Regions from separate parts of the Homo sapiens genome. Here region 2 is linked to region 1. A link is an interaction called in ENCODE POLR2A ChIA-PET data of the cell type or tissue named here. Cell type or tissue: A673. All regions are shown on one strand. Each heading gives the region's core, and the rest is flanking DNA. Links, peaks and the distances in the headings are about the cores only.

Region 1 (2,910 bases), core at 311-2,810:
AGCAATTGTAAAGCTGACCTTTTTAGAATTTAACACCTTTTGGACAAATTGGCAAGTATGTGGACTTCAGAAACGGTAGCCAATCCTGGAAGCCAGTTCTGCTGTCATCAGCCGTGTGGCATTGGTAGTTATCTGACCTACTGGAGACTTCATTTTCCTTTTCTGTAAAATGGCAAAAATATAAGAATCAATAGGGTTAATGTGCAGAATCCTGTGGGCATCAGGATAGGGCCTGAATGCAAAGCTCCATCTCTCTTAACCTAGAGTAAGTCGCCCTTCTGGGCCAATGGCTCAGAGAGGAATGAAAATGACAATGTCGACTGACCAGGGAACATCAAAGTGTTTCATGATGCCTAGCCATAAAACACTTCCTCCCATTTTCTCCTCCCTGCTCTGCTAAGGCAGTTGTGGGAACATTTACCCAGATTCTTAAGAAATAGACTCTTTAAATCCCAGGCCTGATTCCTTGATGACAGAAAATTAAGGTGGAAAGAGCTTTAGGACCTTAGATACTACACGAGACATATTGTTAAGTAGGAAAAAAGGAAGTTATAAAATAGCGTGAATAATATGATACCATCTGCATAAAACTAATAATGAAAGGAGAAGAAGAGGGACTCTTTGCAAAGGAATCAGATATTTATGGAGGAAATTAATGACTGCCTCAGAGGAAGTGACAGAGTTGTCTATCTGGGATTGTCGGACAGAGACTTCACTTTTGGTACCTGTTGCATTTTGTGCTGTGATCTTCTATTACCTAAGCACAGTCATCACAGAAAATTTAGATTAAAAAAAAAAAAAAGCAAGCAAACACTCCCAGACCCAGAGGAATGCTGTGGCCACAGATGCAGGTGGCAGCCCAGCTGGAAGGAGGACCCAGGCTTCCTGAGCCAGCCTAGCTGCCTCGCAAGATGGCTGAGGGGGGGGGGGGTCAGTGGAAGGCCGAGTGGCTCTGGTAGCTGAAAGGGTCCATTCTTCTCTTGTCTCTCGCCTTGTACCTCTTGGCCTGCAGTGTGCAGCGGAGTCTTCAGGAAGTTTTCAGATCCTTCCCCAGGACAGCTCTGAGAAGGAACAAAATGGACTCAGCCATTGGTGTCTTTCCAGACCCGGGCACCAGAAAGACTGGGCACTGTGTGCCCACGCGGGCCCAGCCACAGCAGGTTGTCCGAGCTGTCTGTGGCCGCCAGCGGAGACAGGAAGAAAGGCTGGGAGAACGTCTTCAAAGACCGTACACGCCTGCCCAGGAGAGGCTGGAACCTCCTCCTTTGAACTCTTCTACTTCCCTAATTGCTGGTCCATAGAGACCAAGCTGAAAATTAGTTTAAATGCTAAATTGAGTTTCAAACCACGAGCCTCAGCCCCTCTAGAAACAGGACACCGTGTAAAAATAGAAACTTTAAGTCAACTTGTTTTTCTAAGCTTTATACAGCTTTGCTGTGAGGTCCAGAGTCCTTTGGCAAATAAGTGACGTTTGAAGAGATTCAGGTGTGCTGGGAGGGTTCATTCAGGATGGAACTGGCTACTCTTCATTATAAAAAAGTCAAGACAGCGTAAAGTAACCCTGAAAGAAGATGCTTTGCCTGAATCAAGTTTAGCGTCAGAGCAGCCATAATCCTCTGCCGAGATTCTTCAGAACTATGCAGTTGGAGGGGTAGAAGCCAGGCTCATTCTTTCAGGGATGGAATCAAATGGTAATTAAAAGCAAATGATTGCCAAGGTCGTTAGAGATGCCAGAGCCTCAGGATCAGACTCGTAAGCAAATGGAATTGGTCTTTCTCCAAAATCCTGCACTGATTTAACCACAGGATCGTAAATCAAAGGGGCTGTCTGAAAACCAGACAGCCTTCCCCAGGCTGTGCATCTGAAATACTCGATCCCAGCACATGTACAGCAGGGGAGCTACACACGGGAGGGAGAAAAGCACCGGGCTTTGGGAGTACCTGAGAACTGCAGAAAAAGAGCATGCTGTGCTTTCTCTCTCAAATTCTTTAGGAGCCGCTAGGCTGGAGCCAGCATATGTTTTTGAGGTAGCTTGCCTCTCAGAGGCTTTTTAGAGGATGTGTGACCTGTGCAGCTTCCTGATGTCAGTGACACCATGGGGATGTTGAGTCAGGTGGTCTTGGAGCCTGGACTTTTCAGCCTAGCTGCAGGAGCCAGCATGGAGGGACGTCTCCTGAGCATGTGCTTGGTGTGGCTCCTGGGTGGGTGGGCGGCTGCGTCTCTGGGGTATAGAAGGAGCCAGGTGCTTGTGGAAGAATTCCATACCACTTTTCTTTCTGCTAGTGTGGATTTGCAGAGGTGATGGGAGATGGACGAGGTGGTGGACAACCAGAAGTTCAAGAAGTCATGACCTAAGACAGTTTCAAGAACTAGTCTTACAGGAAGGAGAACCCTAGAAGAAAACTGTGACTGCTCCCTGGAGCCAGGTGTTTCCTATAAGGCAGCAAATGTTGCACAATTCTATGAAAAAACAGAGCTGGCAATTGGGATAGGTTGAGGGGGTCTTGACCCTGAAGGGGTTGCTTTTGTGGACCTTTTATCTGGGCCGAGGTGTGCAGTGTCACAATCACTGGGCTACAAGGCTGCTGATAGACACTTCTATTGCAGAAACAGCTCATTATATTTCTTGACTCCAGAGTATTTCAGCAGATAAACAGGCATGCAAGGTTGCTTTATTTAAGGAGTTAGGGGACCAGGAAATATTTGTTGTCAGGGACAATGCAAGTGGTAAATATTTTATCCCTTAAAAGGCAAGAAAGCTCAGAGGACATGAGGAAACCCTGCAAAAGCAGGAAATTGGCCATTTAAAAAGTACGCATGAGGTCCCTACTCCAGGGAGTGTTTGCTGAGCCCCAGGGGAGAAAGGAAGAGGATGGGCCAGCCAGGAGTGCCCAGTGGATTTACAGCAGA
Region 2 (2,910 bases), core at 123-2,622, 860 kb before region 1:
GGAGGCTGAGGCAGGAGAATCACTTGAACCGGGGAGGCAGAGGTTGCAGTGAGCCAAGATCATGCCACTGCACTCCAGTCCGGGACACAGAGTGAGAGTCTGTCTCAAAAAAAAAAAGGAACAATTTAAAAAAACTAATTGCCAGTCTCTTACCTAAAGCCTCCTATACATTTCTATACATTGTATAAAGGTAAGGACAGACGCAGTGGCTCACGCCTGTAATCCCACCACTTTGGGAGGCTGAGGCAGGCAGATCACAAGGTCAGGGGATCGAGACTATCCTGGCTAACAGTGAAACCCAGTCTCTACTAAAAATACAAAAAAATTAGCCAGGCATGGTGGCGGGCACCTGTAGTCCCAGCTACTCGGGAGGCTGAGCCAGGAGAATGGCGTGAACCCAGGAGGCAGAGCTTGCAGTGAGCCAAGATCGCGCCACTGCACTCCAGCCTGGGTGACAGAGCGAGACTGTCTCAAAAAAAAAAAAAAATTGTATATTTGTGAAATTTTACTTGTCCTCCTCTCTATGCTTCTTCTATCTCCCTTTAAAGCTCCCTGTCAAGGTGACATTCTGAATGTGAAGCCTTAGCCTTTCCTAGAGCTTTCATAGTTTTTCAAAGATACTTGATCTCTTTACTCACATCAGCTAAAGAGACATTTTCTCACACTGTGCTTAAGAAAGAAGAGAGAAAGAAAGAAGGGGAGGGAGGGAGGGAAGGAGGGAGGGAAAGAAAGGAAAAGAAAAGAAAAGAGAAGAAAAGAAAAGAAAAAAGAGAAGAAAAATACCTACAGAACTGAGCTCTATACAGAGTTACCCTGATTCAGGCTGTTCTTTCTACATTTACAGGAGCTGAACACTGCCCCGAGAATGCAACAGAACTTCAGCTCTGTCCCAAGGTCGTCAGCCACAGCTCCAAGTTTCTTAGCATCAGCTTTTTCTGAACAAAATAGTGCATCCTGCTGGAATCACTACTGTAAACTGAGTATAAAGGAAAATAAACCCTCTTTTTCTTATCCACTATGTTCCCTACTCCCGTGCTTTTCCCAGTGCTCCAGGTTAGTAGAGGCAAAAGAATTCCCCACTGATGAGGTACTACATCCTACACAATTTGTTCCACACATTTTAATTTCATTAAGAGAAAACAAAGATGTTTAAACAGTGAGCACTAAATGGATTAGAGTGGCAGTAGTAAATTTCCTTTGTGCCTTTCTCTTAGAATTTAGAAAGCTTTAGTTGCAATCCCATTCAAAGCAATATGGGAGAGGCTTCCACAATGCCTGGCACAGAGTACGTGTGGAGGAAATGCTTATCATTTTAGATGCTTATTATTTTAAATGTTTAAATGTTTATTATTCTGAATCTGAATGGATGAGTCAAGTTGAACCAGGAAATAAACCATAGCAAACCACATATTCAAACCCAGATAAGTTCAGTGGTTAACTGCCCTGACTCTAAGCTCCCTTCACACTAAGGCTGCTCTATGGTAATATGATTCAGAAGAAATTACTTCCATTCTCATTTCACTTCTCTGTAACTGTTTGTAACAAATTGCTTGTGTCTCTGGTCCTTGGTTCCTTCCTTTGGTGGGAAAAATATTAGCACAATGACACAATATAATTCCCAGACTAGATAGCTAATACATTTTCTAACTTTTTATTTAGAAACAATTACAGATTTACATGAAGTTTCAAATGATGTGCCAGGATGTCCTATGTCACTTTCACATCAGTTCCCCCAATGGTAATATTACCGTATATATGAAACATTTTTCAGAGCGTGTGCCAGGCATCATGTTAAGCGCTTTTTCTTTTTTTTTCTTTTTTTCTTTTTTTTTTTTTTTTCTGAGATGGAATCTCGCTCCATCACCCAGGCTGGAGTGCAGTTGCACAATCTCAGCTTGCTGCAATCTCAGCTTGCTGCAACCTCCGCCTCCCGGGTACAAGCGATTCTCCTGTCTCAGCCTCCTGAGTAGCTGGGACTACAGGCGCCCACCACCATACTCAGCTAATTTTTGTATATATATATATATATTTTTTTTTTTTTTTTGTACAGACGGGGTTTCACCATGTTGGCCAGGCTGGTCTCAAACTCCTGACCTCAAGTGATCCACCTGCCTCGGCCCCCCAAAGTGGTGGGATTACAGGTGTGAGCCACCGCGTCCAGCCTGTTAAGCACTTTTATGTGCTTTCTGATTATTTAAAACAGCCCTGTGAAGTAGAAATTGATATTACCATTTTAAAAATAAAGGAAATCGAAGCTCAGAAAGGTTGGGTATTTTGACAAAGATCAAAAAGCAAATGACCTGGCACAGTGGCTCACACCTGTAATCCCAGCACTTTGGGAGGCCGAGGTGGGTGGATCATTTGAGGCCAGGGGTTCGAGACCAGCCTGGCCAACATGGTGAAACCCTGTCTCTACTAAAAATACAAAAGTTAGCTGGGTGTGGTGGCACATGCCTGTAATCCCAGCTACTCGGGAGGCTGAGGCATTAGAATCTCTTGAACCCAGGAGGTGGAGTTTGCAGTGAGCCGAGATCACACCACTGCACTCTGGCCTGGGTGACAGAGTGAGACTGTCTCAAAAAAAAAAAAAAAAAAGAAAAGAAAGAAAGCAAGCAAGCAAGCAAATAGGGGAATTAGTATTCAAACACTGGAATCCTGATTCTAAATAATGGCAATAGCGTTTGCGTATCCTCACATTCATAGCTTTTCTGTCAAAATGGTCCTTCGTCAACTTCTTTCGCATTAAGAGAACTTCTAGTCTTTCAACATGTATGGTCTTGGTATAATCTCTAATTCCATCTAAGTTATCACTGTTCCCTGAGGATTTTGTCATTGAAACATTTTAGGAGTCACCTCTTCACTCCGTTTCTCACTCAATATCCTGACCAAGATATTAACCACTTCAAAACC

What was found. Peaks named below come from ENCODE experiments on the same cell type or tissue, not always from the same donor. Only the 100,000 strongest peaks of a DNase experiment are listed, where the experiment ranks them.
Region 2: POLR2A ChIA-PET joins it to region 1 with 7 read pairs; 1 of 35 experiments calls an interaction of 5 or more read pairs at or near these places.

The regions. Positions count from the first base shown.
Region 1 is chr18:10,474,875-10,477,784 of GRCh38, forward strand. All of the region lies in intron 3 of APCDD1 (APC down-regulated 1), which reads left to right. Among named protein-coding and RNA genes, the nearest start is that of APCDD1, 22 kb to the left of the region's middle. RefSeq lists a silencer at 2,638-2,910. In A673, for the core only: no CTCF peak of the experiment used is centred there; DNase peaks (open chromatin) are centred at 517, 1,777 and 2,777; H3K4me3 peaks cover 751 bases; H3K27ac peaks cover 2,500 bases.
Region 2 is chr18:9,618,351-9,621,260 of GRCh38, forward strand. PPP4R1-AS1 (PPP4R1 antisense RNA 1) reads left to right here. Exons shown (of 3, transcript NR_110773.1): 3 at 845-1,013. Among named protein-coding and RNA genes, the nearest start is that of PPP4R1-AS1, 5.0 kb to the left of the region's middle. In A673, for the core only: no CTCF peak of the experiment used is centred there; a DNase peak (open chromatin) is centred at 1,361.